2 separate regions of the Homo sapiens genome follow, and region 2 is linked to region 1. A link is an interaction called in ENCODE POLR2A ChIA-PET data of the cell type or tissue named here. Cell type or tissue: A673. All regions are shown on one strand. Links, peaks and the distances in the headings refer to the core of each region. The heading gives the core; the rest is flanking DNA.

Evidence for each region. Peaks named below come from ENCODE experiments on the same cell type or tissue, not always from the same donor. Only the 100,000 strongest peaks of a DNase experiment are listed, where the experiment ranks them.
Region 2: POLR2A ChIA-PET joins it to region 1 with 24 read pairs; 3 of 35 experiments call an interaction of 5 or more read pairs at or near these places.

Annotation. Positions count from the first base shown.
Region 1 is chr14:54,669,248-54,679,415 of GRCh38, forward strand. All of the region lies in intron 2 of SAMD4A (sterile alpha motif domain containing 4A), which reads left to right. Among named protein-coding and RNA genes, the nearest start is that of SAMD4A-AS1, 14 kb to the right of the region's middle. In A673, for the core only: no CTCF peak of the experiment used is centred there; DNase peaks (open chromatin) are centred at 4,854 and 6,514; H3K27ac peaks cover 408 bases.
Region 2 is chr14:54,958,164-54,968,331 of GRCh38, forward strand. WDHD1 (WD repeat and HMG-box DNA binding protein 1) reads right to left here. Exons shown (of 26, transcript NM_007086.4): 17 at 9,117-9,231; 18 at 8,312-8,443; 19 at 4,789-5,009; 20 at 4,575-4,690; 21 at 4,335-4,388. Among named protein-coding and RNA genes, the nearest start is that of GCH1, 60 kb to the left of the region's middle. In A673, for the core only: no CTCF peak of the experiment used is centred there; no DNase peak of the experiment used is centred there.

The DNA.
Region 1 (10,168 bases), core at 2,904-6,903:
GCCTGGAGCCCGTTAGAGAAGGGGAAGCTGCTGCTGTCCTCCTTGGAGGCTCTCCCTGAGCACCTGCTTTCCACGGAATGCTCAGGAAAGAAAAAAGTCACAGGGTTGAAATGTGTACCGAATGTGTCAAGTTTGGCTGAAACAAGCTGATAAAGAATATTTAAGGAGAGCTTTATTTTTAGAAGCAACGCTTCTTTCTTTTTTTTTTTTTTTTTTTTTTAGAGAGAGACAGGATCGCACTCTGTTGCCCAGGCTGGCTGGAGTGCAGTGGTGCGATCATCGCTCACTGCAGCCCTGAACTCCTAGGCTCAAGCAGTCCTCCTGCCTCAGCCTCCCAAGTAGCTAGGACCACAGGCGTGCACCACTACGCCCGGCTAGCACTCCTTTCTTTAGTCCACTGTTGGTGTTGGTTTTTAACTAGGCCCCCACTAGGTATTGCTGTTCCTGCCTATAATTAGCACCTCTTTTCTCTCACACACAGAAAAGTCTGTCTTAAACATATTGTGAGCTTCAGAGCATGTTAAAGAAAGTTGTCTGTCGCTTAGTAGCATGGAAAGATGACGTTGCCAGCATGCAGGGAACGCTTTGCACCAAGAATCCCGGAGTGAATCGAATAATATTCCAGATTCTATGAATCAGAGCTGAATCATGTTTAAGTGTATGCTGCGTTTTGAGGGATTCCCTTCTGCCCCCCCAGCCCCCTGGGGTGAAAAGCACTGCTTTTCCTGTGTAAAGAAAAAACGTTCACACCCAGACCAGTGAAATGTTTTTGTGGCCACGTTGTGAACGCACTGAGTGTTTGTTGTGGCCCAACTAAGACAACTTTATAGATTAATGAAGAGTGATGTATCCTTTCTTCCGAACAGAACATTTAGTTCTCGCTCTGCCTGTCTGACCCCAAGCAAGTCTGTCTGGCCCCATCCCTCATTCCCCGCCCCCATCTGCACCACCCTCTTGTAAATCTCTTAGTACATTTTTGTGATCGCCGTCCAGTCTGTTCCTAGGCATTAAGGACTCTCTGAGCTTTGTGAAAGTAGGTTACCGTTCATCTGGTTTCTTGGAAGAAATGTGCATGTGTAAGGGTAGCTTTTCACATAAAAGACCAAAACCACGAAATCCAGGAAGCCAAGAATGAATGGGCCCAGGTGACTTGCCTTTCTTAACTCTTACAGAAAGCGAAGCTCCTTCAGGGCTAAGAAAGGCATTGCTGTGTAGAGGACGGAGCCAGACGAAGCCTGGGGGAGGCAGAACTGGGTTCAAGCCTCAGCATTATGTTTTACCAGCTTTTGACCTCGGCCAAATGACTTAACTTTTCTGAATCACAATTCCCATCTGTAAAATAAGGATAATAAAGCCTGGCTTGTAGGCTTATTGAAAGAATTACAAATATAGGATATAAAGTGCCTAGCACGTGGTATGTGATTGATGGTAGCTGTTGTTATTGCTGCAATTGTTGTCTTCATATCATTGTTACCACCTCTACAAGTAGCTCTTGTATGTGGAGGGAACAGAGGAGAACTTAACTGCTGTTGCCTCCCATGCTCATAAGACATAGCTTTGACCTTCAAGACTACCTGCATTCCTTACCAATAGCAGCTAAAATTGCTCCTAAAACAACAAAAGTAAATATAAACATTGCAGCCACATAGAGATGAACACAAAGAAGGAAGTGTTCCTCATTCCAGCAGGAGATCCCTTAGCTGAGTGAATTCTTTTTCCCCTCCTTCCACCGATAAATATTGACAGGCACCCACCGAGGATGTGCAGAGCTCAGGCGTGGCTGAGGGGACCCAAGTTGAATCAGACATGGATTCTGTCTTCAAGAAGCTTACCATCTGCCAGGAAAGATGAAAAATGAAAGATAAGTGTGGCGAAAGTGAGGCAGAAAATGGTTAGATCGTAAGAGAAAGATCACTGAAGGGCTCTGGAACTTGGAAGGAAAAAGTAATTTTAGCTGGAGTTGGGACATGGGAGTTTTATGGAAGAGGCAGCCCAGCCCAGCAGCATCACTGTTAGGGACACAGATTCTGGGGTTTGAACCTTGGCTTTACTACTTATTTGTTGTGGCTTCTTGTGCAAGCTAGGTCCCATCTCCATGCTTCTGCTTCCTCATCTTTGAAATCTGGATAATAATAGTACCTAGGGGTGTTGTAAGGATTAAGTGAGATATGGAAAGTGCTTAGAACAGCACCTAGTGAGTGCAATGGGAGTGATTGTTAAATGAGTTTGTCAAAGGACAGGTATAGATTTGGCCTTCAAGGAGAGGTGGGCAGTGTTTGTCCAGGAGGAAGCACAGCCAAGGCAGAGGCTGGGCTGAGTGAGGCACAGGGTTAGAGAAGGTGAGAGGTGCAGAGGGCAGCTTGGGACAAGTGTCAGGCCTAGAATCTTGGACTTTACTGAACACGTGGAACGAACTCAGTCTTCCAGAATTCTGTAGTGGGTGTGTGTGAAGCCTGAATCTGAACCTGTCTCAGAGTAGGTTTCTACATCTCAGTGCCAGTGAATGTGGCAATGAACCAGCTGCCAGCAGGCATGAAATCAAAGCTTGGATTATCAGGGCTCAACGCATAGGCCTGAATTGACACCTCAGGGAAGAGGTGCGACAGGGCCCTAGCAGGAAGCTGAACTTTGGGGCAAGAGAAGGGGTGGTGCTGCAGAGGCATTGGGGTGGGGGCAGGAATGGAGAGTAGTGTTAGGGGGAGATTGGGAGATGGGGAGAAGGAAAATGTCACACCATTACCCCCATCTACTGCTTCCTTTTCTGTTTATAGTGTTTTTTTTTTTTTTTTTTTCTTCAGGGTATAGTCAGCCATTCTGCTTTGGAATTTGTTTTTGTTTTTAATTTAAATTTATTTTTTTTTGAGATGGGGTCTTGCCTTGTTGCCCAGGCTGGACTGGAACCCCTGGGTTCAAGCGATTCTCCCACTTCAGCTTTTGGAGTAGCTGGGAGTACGGGCATATGCCACCACATCCAGCTGTTTTTTTTGTGTTTTTTTCCCTCTTTTAAATTTTTTCGAGCCTTGGGATGCCTGTCAGCCACTTAAATGCAGTCATCTTTACTCTTCCTAAGCGCAGAAGGGTGTACGAGGGTGGAGGGAAGGTGGGAAGATTAAAACCAACCGTGGGAGACTATTTTCAGTCATCTGCAGACGTCTCACTTTGTCATGATGTGGAATCTGTCACTCTCTGCCTCCTCTTCTACCTATCTATAGCTGGAATTCCGTAAGACTTCAGAAAAGGCTGACTAAGGTTCACAGGGCCCCTGAGAGGGTGCCCTGTCATCCTGGGATTTGTTTTCCAAATTAAAAATTGGAGGATTTGAACACTAGGTTTGATCTGCTTTTAACTTTAGCTGCATAAAGGTTATCATGAATTTTTTTTAAATCTAACTTATTAGACAAGAATAGTATTATTTTTTAAGGGTTATAAGGATGTAGGGCAATTTCTAAGACCACATGTAAGTCATTTAAAATTCTTTTTGGTACAAGGTAGCATGTAAATAAGTCTATGTATGTACTAAATCAAGATCAATTACCATAAAATGTCTGTCTGTAACATGGGAACAATGAAATGATGAAGTGCAACTGTAAAGTAATTTGTTGCTCTGAAACCAGCTATGCATCTTCCCACGAAGTGACTAAGAGTGAAATATCACCGTGTTAACAGTTAGGAGAGTGATTTTCTGGCCCAAGATACATTTTGCCGGCATTAGAGACTCACCGGAAGAGATCTTGAATGATCTCCAGAGAGGTACCTGGGACCCTTTCTCGAAGGTTACCTTGCAGGCTTGGAAGGTAGACAAGCATATTTGTAAATGATGGGAAGTATTTGCTGATTTGGGCTTTAAAGGAATTTACTTTCATATTCCTCCAGTGGCTCTTTTCCAGAGCACTATAATCCATGCTTGGAAACTATTCTTTATCCATCATATCCTTGCTGAAGAGTAAAGTTTGCCCCACAGCTGTCTGACAGCCAAGTCACCCCAATTTCAATGGGAGCAGCACATGTTTGTCCAGAGCTAGAATTTGGCTCTTTCACGCTCAGGCCTAAAGGGCCTGTTTAATATATTATGTAAGAAAGAATGAGATCATATAAATAGTCCTGGCTCCTACCTTGCACCAAAAGTCATCCTTATTTGGTGCTTCCAAAGTTAGAAAACAATACAGGCAATAAAAACATTCTCAGGATCATGAATAAATAATGGCTACCTTGTACTCAACCATGGGTTTTGTGACGGCAGCGTCAGCATAGCGGGCTGCCTGCTGCTTTTAGCACTGGAAATTTGGACTGGTTTCATTTAACCTCTCAGCTGCTTAGAAGGAACACTCTGGAAGTCCACTGAATTCTCACCTGCTTTCGGGATGCCCAGGCATCACTGGGACAAAGCTGTCTACCGAAGCCCTGGGTCCTGTGGGCAGGGGTGGGAGGGCTCTGCAGCCCTTAGGAGGGAGCAGCAGCCCAGCCCCAGCAGGCCATCTACAGGGCCTTAGGCAGCTGAGTCTAAGAAGAGAGAGCCTAGCACTTCTTCCGGTCATCTTATTGACTGAGCTGAAGGGAGATCAAATTTCGGTCTTCTGTCTGTGTAAATAGTAATGGCTATCGCTCTTAAACTTCAGACCTCAGCTCATGGATCTGGATTGGTTTATTTTTGAGAGCTGAACTCTGGAGGCCACTCTTCCCTACTTTCTGAAGCGTTTGATGCCTCTATCTGAGCATGGAACCTACTCTGAGTCATCAGACGCCACGCTTAGGGCACATAGAATTAAGTCGGGGGAGTGATGAAAATTCATTCACTTCTCTCCTCTGGGACCTAAATCCATTTTAGCATTCCACTTGAATCCAACAAGGAATGCCAAAATATTAAAGTGTGGCATTCTCATTCTTTTCTCTGGAAAGAAGTGTTTATGCAAAGGAGGCCTAGGTCCCTGCAGAGTCGGCAAGAAGCCTGGCAAGAGGTTTGTCTCATTTAAGCAGTAAATATATTCAGTGGCAGCAGAGATACTGCCAAGTAAGTTTATTCCATTTTTAGGGAGGGAAGGGCAGGAGTTTTGCTGCTCCTTTAAGTTGCTTTTTGCTTTTAAATTTTTTGCATGAGGTTCTCTAAAAAAGTAAGACTGTAAAAGCAGCTTGTTCAAAACTTGACCTCTTCGGCATGCCCAAGAATTTGTGAAACAAAAGAGAAGGCAATGGATAATTGATTCTGTTCTCTAAAGGCCCTTCTGACACTGGTCAGGTACTGGTGTGGTTTCTACTGGTGTAGAAACTGGTGTAGATACTGGTGTAGATACTGGTGTGGTTTCTACTGGTGTGGTTTCTACCATGCAGGCGTTTAGTCTCTGCCAGCAGGAGGACACAGATGGTGTCTACCTTTCTACAGATGTCTTTAAATGTCAAAGACATGAGAAGAGAATCTATTGACATTCTTATCATTGTGACAATGTGGTAGATCCCTTAGCATTACCTATGCCCTAAATGATACTCAAATAAGTGGGCTAGGGAAAGATTTTATTTTATTTTTGAGACAGGGTCTCACTCTGTCACCCAGGCTGTAGTGCAGTGGCATGATCACGGCTCACAGCAGCCTCAACCTCCTGGAAATCAAGTGATCCTCCCACCTCAGCCTCTTGAGTACTGGGAATATTAGGCCCGTGCCATGATGCCCAGCGAATTTTGAAATTTATTTTTTGTAGAGATGAGGTCTCACTGTGTTGCCCAGGCTGCTCTCGAGCTCCCAGGTTCAAACGATCGTCCCACCTCAGTCTTCCAAAGTGCTGGGATTACAGGTGTGAGCCACTGTGGTTGGCTCAGTAGGGAGAGATTTTAAAAGAAAGCAGAAGGCCAGGCATGGTGGCTCGCGCCTGTAATCCAAGCACTTTGGGAGGCTGAGGCGGGTGGATCACCTGAGGTCAGGAGTTCGAGACCAGCTTGGCCAACCTGGTGAAACCCCGTCTCTACTAAAAATATAAAAATTAGCCGGGCGTGGTGGCGGGCGCCTGTAATCCCAGTTACTCAGGAGGCTGAGGCAGGAGAATCACTTGAACCTAGGAGGTGGAGGTTGCAGTGAGCCGAGATTGTGCCATTGCACTCTAGCCTGGGCAACAAGAGTGAAACTCCGTCTCCAAAAAAAAAAAAAAAAAAAAGGCAGAGAATCCCCTACCATGGAGAGCAGCTTATTTTATGACCAACAAGTCACAGAACCTTTGAAATTTTTGCTTGAGAGTCAAACTTTAAACTTATTCCTTAGCTATGCTTTAGGTCTGACTAAGCAATAGTGTAAGGACATGAGAAACAATGTTGCAGCAGGGGAGAGCTTCAAAGTCTTTACTTTGTTACTAAATGTGAGATTTAGGAACTGTGTGATTTAATTGAAGTGATTGCTTCTGGTAGAATTCAATAGAGTTGTCATATCAAATTAAGTTTTATCGAGTTTCACCAGATAGGGATATTCACTAGCCTGAATACCAACACAGTATGTGCTCACCACATTTTTGAAAGTGAGGCGAGAGTCACCCTGCAGTACAAATGAGCTTGCCATAATTGGCCTGTTTTAATACTCTGTGGTTATGGGGACATCAGAGCTCCCATGAACAAGTGAGAGGTTTGTTAGGAAGATCTCACGGTAGAGAGTCCTTGCTCGTGAGGTTTGGAAAACTCAGTTCTTCAGTCAGTGTCTTGCACAGGCACAAACCTTAGCCTAAATATAGAAGGCTAAAAAAGAATCCTTCCACGGGAGGGCTCCCTTAAATTAGCTCAGTTAATCTATTCATCTGTGTGTGCTGACTCGTGCCTAAACATTAGAGGCCAAATCCAAAAAAAGAAAAAGCAAGGCCGCGACTCAATACTAAGAAAGATGGAGAACAACTGAGTATGATCCTGTACAAAGGAGCCCCTGAATACCACAGCAGCTCCATGTTCGATCTGAGATGTACTGGCTCCTGACAGTCACCCTAACTACTTCACCTCTCATTTTGGTATTAAAAGTGCCTTTGGCGTATTCAGATATCTCCATTTTTCATGGTTGTACTCAGTTTTCAAATCATCCTATGGTATTGGTTTCAAACAAGATCAGAAGTTCTAAAAAGATGTTAACCATTTTATGCTTTTAGTACTTTCCTTTCTTTTCTTTTTTCTTTTCTTTTCTTTGAGACAGAGTCTTGCTCTATCACCCAGGCTGGAGTGCAGTGGCACAATCTTGCTTGGCTCACTGTAACCTCCGCCTCCCAAGTTCAAGCGATTCTCCTGCCTCAGTCTCCTGAGTAGCTGGGGCTACAGGCACGAGCCACCACACCCAGCTAATTTTTTTTTTTTTATTTCTAGTAAAGACAGGGTTTCACCATGTTGGCAAGGCTGGTCTCAAACTCCTGACCTCAGGTGTTCCACCCGCCTCAGCCTCCCAGAGTGCTGGGATTACAGGCGTGAACCACTGTGCCTATTCTGCTTTTAGTTCTTTCAGTATATTTCCACCTTGCCAGGAAATTGCTAGCCTTCTAATATTGCTGATTTCTTTATTTAGTAGGTGGTCCAGGATGACAATGCTTTAGGCCTTCATCTCATAAACACAGTAAGCAATTCTCAAGAACGTGTAGGGTTAAAGAGATTTGGACTCCAATTTCCAAAACCGAAATGGCAGCAGGGAACATGACAGGATGCAGAAGAGATCCTCGCAGTCTAGAGCCTTGCATTATGCATTTTGCTTCCCACTGAAGCCAGAGATCCATTTTTATAGTCAGGTTTGTTGTTCCTGCTGAAACACGGCACATGCTCTGCCTGAATTCTGGCCATGTGTTTCCGTCGTTTAGTTATCTAACTTGTTATCTCCTGACTTCCCATTTCTCTGTGAAAGTCAGGTGGTGTAAGACACCCAAAGAAGAAAATCAGGAAAGGAGAAGGTGTTTGGAAGTGGTTCAGAGGTAGTGTTCTCTGTGTTAAGGGGGCTGTGGGACTGTCCTTGAAAAGCTATTTTTGATCCTAGCAGTTTTACTACACTTTGTAATGTTTGGGCAACCAAATTGGTCATGGTGTTAGAATCCTTATAATTGGGTGGATCTATGTTATTTTGCTATCTTCAGAGAAATGAATTTTATGAATATTTCTGTTTTAAAAGAACAAAACAGCAGCAAAAACCAATCCCTATTACCCTAACTCCTCCACGCACATAGTATTCTAATGTGGTTTATTCCTGAAACTGACTCATTCAGCTTTCTCCTGGAAGTTGTCAGAATGTACGCCTGGTTAATGGAGAAAATCAGTGCACTGCCCAGGCTGCACAATGCCATGACTCATTCCTGGCATTTCAGAGGCTTTGTAATGGAAATCGTAGTTCCAAGCTACGGTTCTTACCAAGTGGATATGTGAATGTTAATGAAACAAAGCAAAAGTCTCCGAGGATCCTGCATAACTCTCACCATAGATGTGGTGTTTGCTTGATGAAATGAAGATTTTTGTGGGGCAGATTGTTCCTCTCCATAACCCACACATTCTCGAATACCACAATATTGTTTTAATTAGTCTTATAAAACATAGTAAAATATTTGGCTTTGAAGAAAGAGGAACATTCTCTCCTATGTTGGAATTGTTTGGTTAAAAGGGCATTTTTTTCTATTGAATTAGTCTTTTGGGGTTTACACTAGTATCTGAATCCTTTCTAAATAGCTTCTAATGTTCTTCAGCAATTTGCATTCATTCATTCTGTCTGTCTGTCTATCAATCGTAAAGGAAAAGAAATATCTTTCTTTCCCAACACTAGGTTCGTGGCTGAGGCTCCTACAACAAAAGACAGATTTTAACAAGAGAAAAGCATACAAATTAATTCAAATATAAGTTTTGCATGACATGGGAGGCTTCAGAAAAGAAGACCCAAAGAAACAGAGAAATCTGCATATTTTATGCTTAGGTTTGATAAAGAATGCACAGTTGTGCAGAAGTATGATTGGGGGACAAAAGGATGTGATCTAATGGTAATAAACTTAAGGGAGTTTAGCAAGGCCTGTTTGTTCAGATTCTTCTTGGCATCTCTGTGTCGTTAAAAATAAGGATGTTCCTTTCCTCCAGGTACAGGGAGGGTACCTCTAGAATGAAGGTTTTATGACCTGCCTCAGGGGAGAAGGGAGGAGAATTTAAAAGTGACCTTCCTAATTCTGCTGTTTTCTCTAATACCAATGTGTCGTATTTTGGGCAGTCACCATTTGTGTGTGTGTGTGTGTGTGTGTGTGTGTGTGTGTGTGTGTGTGTGTGTGTGTGTGTGTGTGTGTGTGTGTGTGTGTGTGTGTAGGTCAGGTGGGGAGGGGTATGGAATATATGATCTTTTTTTTTTTTTTTTGAGACGGAGTCTCGCTCTTTCGCCCAGGCCGGAGTGCAGCGGCGCGATCACGGCTCACTGCAAGCTCCGCCTCCCGGGTTCACGCCATTCTCCTGCCTCAGCCTCCTGAGTAGCTGGGACTACAGGCGCCCGCCATCGCTTCCGGCTAATTTTTTGCATTTTTAGTAGAGACGGGGTTTCACCGTGTTAGCCAGGATGGTCTCGATCTCCTGACCTCGTGATCCGCCCGCCTCGGCCTCCCAAAGTGCTGGGATTACAGGCGTGAGCCACCGCGCCCGGCCTGATCTTTAGGGAAAGCATGGATAATTGAAACCCTGCATAATCCCAGCCTTTTATGCTACCTTCTTGTGGACTCGATCTTGTCTCCAAACTTCATTCAAATGCCATTCCTCTTTCTCTGTGCTATGTAAGGTTTAAAAATAGTAAATAGCCAAGAGATAGCAGGGAGAAGTGGGGGAAACAAGGAAGACAGACAGTTTGAACACTTATGTTTTATTGACTCGGATTTGGATTTTGTTTATGACAGACTAGTAGGACTTTGGGGAAACTCGCAGATAAGCTGGGTTTTTTTCTATCATTTTTGGAGATTATAGCAGGAGGTCAAATATTTAAAGTTGTTTTGGGTGATTCTAATGTGTCTACAATGCATTGGACCAGGAATATTCTGGAGCTGCTAGAAAGCAGACATTTAGAAGCAAGAGAAGAGCATGAGCAGTATCCCTTATCACTTAGCCACTTGATTCTGATCCTGGCTTCTCTAACAATAGCTCCTTGCTATGTGCTCTTAAAACACAAGTGCTAATATTATGAGAAATGAATTATATGAAAAACAGTCTAGTCTTTTCTAAA
Region 2 (10,168 bases), core at 2,776-6,775, 290 kb after region 1:
TTGCCCAAGCTGGAGGGCAATGGTGTGATCTCGGCTCACTGCAAAGTCCACCTCCCAGGTTCAGGCGATTCTACTGTCTCAGCCTCCCGAATTGCTGGGATTACAGGCGCCTGCTACCACGCCCGGCTAATTTTTGTATTTTTAATAGAGACAGGGTTTCACCATGTTGGCCAGGCTGGTCTTGAACTCCTGACCTCAGGTGATCCGTCTGCCTTGGCCTCCCACAGTGCTGGGATTACAAGCATGAGCCACCACGCCCGGTCATCCAGCCAAATTTTTCCAAGAACTGTTGACACTATTATCATTTCCTCACCACCCATACATTCCTCCATACAATATAGCACTTCCAGCTCTACCACCCTACAGAATCTCCTCTTGCTAAGGCCCTCAGTGATCTCTACATTGTCAAATCTGGTGGATACCTTTCAGTCACCTTGTTTGCTCTATCAATGGCATCCCACATAGCTGACTGTTCCTTACTTCTTGATACTTTGTCCTCTCTTGACTTCTGAGATACTGCATTCCCTGACTTAGTTCCTTCCTCTCTGGACCTGTGGACTCATTGTGTTCCAATAGTTGGTTCCTCCTCTTCCTCTACCTGATGCTCAAATGTTGGAGATTCCCTAGGCTTAAGCTCATTTTTCTTTTTGCTTTACATTCTCCCCCAATGCTTGCTTACCCATGCTCATGGTTTAAATTGCTATACTTATGCCAATGATTTTCACTTTGTATCTCTTGACCAGAATACTTCCCTGAGCTCCTGATTCAAATATCTGTCTTCACGACATTCTACTCACCTTACAGTAATTCATCATCTTCCTCTCTAAATCTGCTTTTCTCTAGTGTTTCCTGACTTAGGAAATGGCACCATCATTCACTCAAGTACTCAAGCCAGTGTTAACAAACTAATCTCTAATTAAGAGCTTTCCTGGCATGGTGGCTTAAGCCTGTAATCCCAGCACTTTGGGAGGCTGAGGAGGGAGGACTGCTTGAGCCCAGTTTAAGACTAGCATGGGTAACATAGGGAGACCCTGTCTCTACAAAAACAAAAAACAACAAAACAAAAAACCCAAACCAAAACAAAACTAGCCAGACATGGTGACACATGCCTGTGGTCCTAGTTACTTGGGAGGCTGAGGTGGAAAGATCGCTTGGGTCTGGGGGGTTGAGGCTGCAGTGAGCCATAATCACGCCACTGCACTCTAACCTGGATGACAGTCACACCCTGGCGGGGGGAAGAGGAGGGAGGGAGGGAGGGAAGAAGGAAGGGAGGGAGGGAGGCAGGCAGGCAGGCAGGCAGGCAGGCAGGAAATTTCTAGCTGAGCATGGCCACTTGTGCCTGTAATCCGAAAATTTTGGGAGGCTAAGGCAGGAGGGTCACTTAAGCCCAGGAGTTCCAGACCAGCTTCGGCAACAAAGCAAGCTCCTCTCTCTACAAAAAGTACACACAAAAAATTAACCAGGCATGGTGATGCACAACTGTAGTCATAGCTACTCAGTAGGGTGAGGCAGGAGGATCACCTGAGCATACGAGTTCAAGGCTGTAGCGAGCTAGGACTGCATCACTGCACTCCAACTCTGCTCCAGTCTGAGTGACAAAGCAAGATACCCTGTATCCGCACCCCCCCCACCAAACAAAAAAAACAAACAAAAAAACCTTTCCATCTAGCCAATAAAAATTGTTTTATTTATCTCGTTTCTGAAAATACTTTATAAAAGTTTCCCCTTTTGTCTCTCCTGGCAGAGTGCTAGCCCCTTGCGGTTTGGTGCCTCCCTGATTCATGAATCACTGAATGTTCAAATTAATCCTTCAAGATTCAAATGTGCTTAAGTTTTTCTTCTATTACAAGAAACTGAGAATCACTCTTTACGCCCTGAACTCCTACACTCTCTTCATCATCTTCAGAAATAGCTCTCCAACTCTGCCCATTCTTTCTAACATCACCATCACCACCCTAGCTCAGGCCCTTATTCAATCTCATTTGGACTGCCTCTGTAGTTTGTTTGTTTATTTATTTATTTGAGATGGAGTCTCGCTCTGTCGCCCAGGCTGGAGTGCGGTGGTATGATCTCACCTCACTGCAAGCTCTGCCTCCCGGGTTCACGCCATTCTCCTGCCTCAGCCTCCCAAGTAGCTGGGATTACAGGTGCCTGTCACCATGCCCGGCTAATTTTTATGTATTTTTAGTAGAGACGGGGTTTCACTGTGTTCTTCAGGATGCTCTCAATCTCCTGACCTCGTGATCCACCCTCCTCAGCCTCCCAAAGTGCTGGGATTACAGGTGTGAGCCACCACGCCCAGCTTGTAGTCTCTTTATTTTTTAATTTTTATTTACTTCTTCTTATTATTATTTTAGATGAAGTCTCACTCTGTCACCTAGGCTGGAGTGCAGTGGCGTGATCTCCACTTACTGCAACTCCCCACTCCTGGATTCAAGCAATTCTCCTGCCTCAGCCTCCCGAGTAGCTGGGATTACAGGCATGAGCCACCATGCCCGGCTAATTTTTTTTTTTGTATTTTTAGTGGAGATGTGGTTTCACCATTTTGGCCAGGCTGGTCTTGAACTCCTGACCTCAAGTGCTCCACCTGCCTCGGCCTCCCAAAGTGCTGGAATTACAGGCGTGAGCCACCACGCCTGGCCTATTTATTTTTTGATACAGGGTCTTGCTCTGTCACCCAGGCTGGAGTGCAGTGGTGCAACCATAGCCTACTGCACCCTCGAACTCCTGGGCTCAAGATATCCTCCTGTCCCAGCCTCCCAAATACCTGGGACTACCGGTGTGTACTACCATGCCTGGCTAATATTTTTATTATTTACTTTTTGTAGAGATAGGGTTTCATTGTTTCCAAGGCTGGTCTCAAACGTCTGGTCTCAAGTGATCCTTCCACCTTGGCCTCTCAAAATGCTGAGGTTACAGACATGAGCCATCACACCTGGCCAGTAGTCTATTATCTGTTCTTCTTCAGCACAGTGTGCCATGCTATACCTCTGCTTAAAACCTACAACAGTCTCTCAGTGACCTTAGAATAAAGAGCAAAATCCTGACCGGGTGTGGTGGCTCACACCTGCAGGTCCAACAACTTTGGGATGTGGAGGTGAGGAAATTGCTTGAGTTTGAGACCAGCCTGGACAACAGAGTGACACCCCATCTCTATTAAAAAAAATAAAATAAAATAAAAAAAAGACCAAAATCCTTAATATGGCCTACACAGATCTGCATGACTTGGCTCCTGCCCATCACTCCGAAACCCTTCAGCACCACTTTCTCTTTGCTCTCTGAGCTTTTCACACCACCCTTTTGCAGCCTTCAGTTCACACATACTGTTCCTTAAGCCCAAATGCTTCTCTTCTGCTCCTGTTCCCATGCACCTTTGCCTTGCTGACTGTTATTCATCCTTCAGGTCTCTGCTGTAAACACTCCATGAGGCCTGCCTTGAAGTCCCTACCCATCCTCCACCACTGGCTAGATGACAGCTATGTGTCATACGCTCTTTTCATATTCTACATGTTTTTTAAGTTAATTTTTTTAAATCAAAGTAACATATGTCCACAGTTTAAAAAGTCAAATGGTACTATAAGGTTTATGCTCCCCACCAAAAAAGGGCCAGCAGTGCCTTACTTCAACCTTCTCTTATCCCCCAGGCCCACTCCCTGTACGCAACCATTTTCAACTCCTTTTTTTTTTTTTTGAGATGGAGTCTCACTCCATTGCCCAGGCTGGAGTGCAATGGCACGATCTCGGCTCACTGCTACCTCCACCTCCTGAGTTCAAGTGATTCTCCTGCTTCAGCCTCCCGAGTAGCTGGGATTACAGGCACATACCACCACCCTCAGCTAATTTTTGTATTTTTAGTAGAGATGGGGTTTCACCGTGTTGGCCAGGCTAGTCTAGAACTCCTGACCTCGTTATCCGCCCACTCCGGCCTCCCAAAGTGCTGGGATTACAGGCGTGAGCCACTGCGCCCAGCCTTCAATTCCTTTTAACTGTTTCTCCAGTATCCTGCATGCTTCCTCAGTGATACCCAGATCTGTCTTCAACATCTGTCTTCTCAGCTGGGCTAAAATAGCATTAAAACAGAGATCAACCACACATGTCTGTTTGACTTCTGTATCCACCATTAAGTAAAATGCCTGACACTCAATAGGCATTTTATAAACATCTGTTAAATGACCATAGCTTCACAAACAACATCTGAGATTAAAAAAACAAAAACATAAACACACACACACCAAAAGTGGCCTTAAGAGTTAAGGTGTATTTGCGTAGATGTGTCACTTTGCAGATGACTTGCAAAATTTCCTTGATATTACAAATTTATAAATATTTCTCACCTGACTTAGCTGAAACATCAGAGGAATTTGTACTTTTGGAAAACGAGTTCTGTCCTACAGATTAAAATAAAGCAATATAATGTAAATGGGGAAAATATAGTCATCCTCAATATACAACAACCAGATAGCAAAGAGGTCTGAAAAAAAGTATGAGTATTCAATTTCCCTCAGTTAAGCAAAATGGGAAAAGCCACATCCATGATAGTTCTCATGATTTATGGGCTTGAAAATGTATCTCACCAGGCTTATGTATTTCTGGTTTTTCTTCATCATCAGCTTCTCCACTGTCCTCAGCATCTTCTTCAACTTGATTTCTGAACCTTGGTTGGCTCCACTCTGTAGCAGTATTGCTGTAACTAAGAGAAAATAATATTATTCAATAAAGAGCTATGCAAAGACCAACTTAACATTCAAGACAGTAAAGGAAAATTCAAACAACTAAATTATTTCTTACCCAGCATTCAGCTTTTTTCTGAAATCTTCTTCTTCTTCTTCCTCTTCCACCTGGGTTGCTGTCAATTCGGCTGCCTTCTCTACAGCCAGTTCACTTAGTTTTTGAGCCAGTATTAATTTCCGAGAGCGAGAAGCATATTTAATGGCTAAATTCACAGCATTTTGAGTCATTAGATCAGCAAGTTCCACACAACGGAATTCTCGCTCCAGTTTACAAGAAAGCTAATCCAAAAAGGGGGGGGGGGGGGAGATCAAATAACATCAAGTAAAACTTTTTAAAGATACTGACACTACTAGTAAAACTGAGACAATAGTTTTCTAGCTACTCTATCTCCCTAATTCTAAGATGCACATTTTTACAAGTTTTAACATCTCTGAAATTGGAATTACAATTAATTACAATTAATGGTGGGTCAGTTTGGCAGCATTTTTATGTCTCCATGGCTTAAATGAATAAAGTAATGGTGCACTATGCAATAAACAGTGGCTTAGATTTGATGAAATATTACATACCACTTTAATCTACTAATTGCAAGAAAATTAAGAAATTTGTTTAAAAAATTCAAGGGGGAGGCTGGGCACGGTGGCTCACGCCTGTAATACCAGTGCTTTGGGAGGCCCAGATGGGTGGATCATGAGGTGAGGAGTTCGAGATCAGCCTGGCCAATATGGCAAAACCCCGTCTCTACTAAAAACACAATTAGCCAGGCGTGGTGGCGTGCGCCTGTAATCCCAGCTACTCGGGAAGCTGAGGCAGGAGAATCGCTTGAACCCGGGAGGTGGAGGTTGCAGTGAGCCAAGATTGCACCACTGCACTCCAGCCTGGGCGAGAAAGCGAGACTCTGTCTCAAAAAAAAAAAAAAAAAAAAAAATCAAGGGGGCCAGGTGTGCTGGCTCACACCTGTAATCCTAGCACTTTGGAAGGCCAAGGCAGAGGGACTGCTAGAGGCCAGGAGTTTGAGACTAACCTGGGCAACACAGTGAGACCCTATAACTACAAAAAATAAATTAGCTGGGCGTGGTGGCATGCACCTGCAGTCTTATCTACTCAGGAGCCTGAGACAGGAGGTTCACTAGAGCCCAGGAGGTTGAGGCTGCAGTGAGTTACAATCTTGCCACTGTACTCTAGCCTGGGTAACAGAGTGAGACCCTTTCTCTAAAAAATACAAAAAAGAAAAACAACAAACTGAGAAAAGTTGGTATTTTGAAGATTACTAAGGGTCTCCTAATTCATAGTGTATTAGAACTATTTTCTTACTTAGATATTCCATGTCTGATCCATCAGCACAAAAGCTTTAGATATTCACCTGGATGCCCTTTTCAAGATTTTTAGTATCATTTATCTATAATCAGTACTTCTTAATCGGGATGGTACACTGCCTCAGGGGGCATTTAGAAATAAAAAGGAAGCCGGGCGCAGTGGCTCACACCTGTAATCCTAGCACTTTGGGAGACTGAGACAGGTGGATCACAAGGTCAGGAGATCGAGACCATACTGGCTAACACGGTGAAACACAGTCTCTATTAAAAATACAAAAAATTAGCTGGTGTGGTGGCAGACAACTGTAGTCCCAGCTACTCGGGAGGCTGAGGCAGGAGAATGGCGTGAACCTGGGAGGCGGAGCTTGCAGTGAGCAGAGATCGCGCCACTGCACTCCAGCCTGGGCAACAGAGCGAGACTTCGTTTCAAAAAAAAAAAAAGAAATAAAAAGGAATAGTCTGGTTTCCACAGTGACTATTCTGAACTAAAGGCATTTGCCCGGGGGTCAGGAATGCTAAAGAAGAACTCAACAATCCCCTTGAACTCCTGGGCTCAAGATATCCTCCTGCCCTGGCATCTTTGATATGAGTCCCCTGGTATTTTTGATATGAGAAACACTGCCACAGGGAAAAGCTCCTCTAGGCTAAATAGCAAATACATGAAATATGTTTCCTTATATGTGTTGTACAAATAAAAAGGCTACTAGTTCCTGGACCACAAGTAACACTTTATAAAAGGAATAAAACTTTTTCTACAATAAACTGAGTTTTCTTAATACCAAACTTAAGGCCATGTTGCATAAAGGTGACAGTAGTGAGTACTACCTTTTGGAGACAAGAGTGGCAATTTGCTCTGTGGTCTCATATACCACTTTTCTCTAAGAACCTTTTTTCTCCAATTTTAAAATTAAAAGTCTGGACCATTCACTCTTGTCAACAAATATCGAGGTCTACTATGTGTTAAGCCACCATGTCAGTGCCTGGCATACAGCAGTGAGCAGGTCTCTGCCCTCTGGGGCATAAAGTCTAGTGTAAGACAAATAAAGAAGAAATGATACTATACTCCTCTCCATAAACCAACCTTGAGTGGGGACACAAGCACAGGAACTTTAAGACACCCTGCTCCAAAGATAAATGTACTTAAATATTCTAGACACCAAACCTGGCCACTGGTCACAAATAAATTTTCATCACACACAGCTGCCTAACTCAAAGAGGATGACAAAAGGCAGGCATATCTAACAGCCCGATCAAAGTTCTTAAGATTGCCCAGCCCTGGAGATTAAAAAACAGTATATACTCAAACTTTGTAAAATAATAACAGAAACTAGAGCAGTGGTTCTCAGTTACCTTGAGAGCCCGTTAAAACATAGACTGATGGGCAAAAGCAAAAGGGAAGTAGCCCTAGAGATGTTTATTCCTGCACATGATCTTAGCTACAAGGTACTGTTTTATTTATTTTAGGCTGGGCACGGTGGCTCATGCCTGTGATCCCAGCACTTTCGGAGGCCGAGGCAGGTGAATTACCTGAGGTCAGGAGTTCAAGACCAGCCTGACCAATGTGGTGAAACCCTGTTTCTACTAAAAATACAAAAATTAGCCAGGCATGGTGGCACACGCCTGTAGTCCCAGCTACTCGGAAGGTTGAGGCAGGAGAATCACTTGAACCCGGGAAGTGGAGGTTGCAGTAAGCCAAGACTGCACAACTGCACTTCAGCCTGAGAAACAAGAGCGAAACTCCGCCTAAAAAAAAAAAAAGAAAAAAATTTTAACTGCAAGACCAACTAGAAGATAGAACTTTACAAGGGAAAACACCACCAGATAAAACTTAAGAATGGCTGGGTGTGGTGGCTCACACCTGTAATCCCAGCACTTTGGGAGGCTGAGGCGGGCGGATCACGAGGTCAGGAGTTCGAGACCAGTCGGGCCAACATAGGGAAACCCCATCTCTACTAAAAAAAAAAAAAAAAAAAAAAAATTAGCTAGGCGTGGTGGTGTGTGCCTGTAATCCTAGCTACTCGGGAGGCTGAGGCAGAATTGCGTGAACCCGGGAGGCAGAGGTTGCAGTGAGCCGAGATCGCACCACTGCACTCCAGCCTGGGTGACAGAACGAGACTCCGTCGCACAAAAAACAACAACAACAACAAAAAAAAACTTAAGAATCTTAGGTTGTGGGACTTAGTCCTAATGCACAGACCTTTAAGAAATTCAACCTATAGAAAAGCATTTAACTTTAACGTTTTCAGTATATTTATTTTACTCACCGCAAGCATTTTCATTAAAAGTTCCTGTTGCTCTTTTGTTGCTTGATTTTTAGTGCTCTCTTCATATTCATAACCATTTTTAGCTAAATAATCAAGGTGGTTGTGAAATATAACTGAACGCCAAAATTGCTCCTATAAAAGCAAATAAAATTGCTTAAGGCCAACTATCACCTTAATATGAGGCAAGCGTTAAATATTTATCTTAAGATACCAGTTTTTGAATAAAATATGTTCTGAACTCTTCCTTTCTATAAGTTTATTTTACAATTTAAATTCTAGTGTGATACTACAGCTTAACTTTTTCCCCTATCCTTAAAAAAGGCAGCTGGGGAGGAATACAGCATTTAAAACAGTTTCCTAGCTATCATAATTAATGCTCAGAGAATTTGGTAAACAAGATTTTTAAAAGCTAACTTGTTTCTTATTTAGAATAACTAACTGCAAGATTTCAAATGACTTTTGATGACACAAGGCTAGGACTAGGGTCAGGCAAGCCAGGTGTTATGGCACAAAATGTATGGAGGCACTTCTTCTCAGGGACATGCCCCATCCTGAGAGTAAGTCTTTCCCCAGTGGGTCTCTGACAGTCACACCCATTTACTTTGTAGACAAAGTCCCTGGAAGCAGTGATGGCAATCAGGTGGCCTGGTGATCCCAAGCAGTCCTCTTCCCTCCCTGCTACCCCTATTTATGTAATTATACAGTAATGAATATTCAATACTGGCCATCAGGATAATTTTAAAGTGTGTGTATCACAGGTGCTGTATTATCAAATTCAAAGTGTCAAGGTAAGACTTCCACATACCTCCATTTGTCCTTTCTCTGTTGCAATCTGACAGTAAGGAAGCTTAAAGGATAATATAGCAACAGCAGGGCGTGGAAGGGTTGGGGGAAACCGAGAACCTTTACAAGGAATGCACCTGTTAGTAAAGAAAAGTTCCATCATAAAAATTTACTAACATGTCATAAAAACTACAAAATTTAAAAAGTTTTCAAAAGTTAGTAACTTAGAATAGTAATATTATAATAGCTGCCTTAATCATATATAACAAATATCTCTTTTTAAAAAAGTGTTTTAGGCTTGACTAGGCATAAAGACTATCCCTACATGCATTTCAAGAATAGAAAAATTCCTTCTCACATCTCACTTGATTTATTTTTTTTGAGACAGGGTCTCACTGTGTTGCCCAGGCTAAAGCACGGTGGTGTGATCACGGCTCACTGAAGCCCCAACCTCCCAAGTTCAAGCAATCCTCCCACCTCAGCCTCCCAAGTAGCTGGGACTACAGATATATGCCACCATGCCTGGCTAACTTTTGTATTTTCAGTAGCGATGGGGTTTTGCCATGTTGCCCAGGCTGGACTCGAACTCCTGGGCTAAAGTGTGCCTCCCACCTTTGCCTCCCAAAGTGTTGGGATTACAGGCGTGAGCTACCCTGCCCAACCTCACATCTCACTTTATTAAATGACAACCACTAAAAGTGAAATCAGCTCTCTTCATATTTTCCTTAGCAAACTACCACTTTTAAAACATAAAAATTGTACCATTAATACCTGTCATGGAATCCATGTTATCACCAAGATAAATGCTGATGAAGCTGCACATGGAACATACTCTAAGGTCAACCACATGCTTGGCCGTAAAGCAAGTCTCAAAAATTTTTTTTAAATTGAAATCATACCAAGCATATATTCTGAGACCATAGTAAAATAAAAATAGAAATCAATACTGAGGATCTCTCAGAACCACACAAATTACATGGAAAGTAAACAACATACTCCAGAATGACTTTTGAATAAACAATGAAATTAAGCAGAAATTGAAATATTCTTTGAAATAAATGAAAACAGACACAA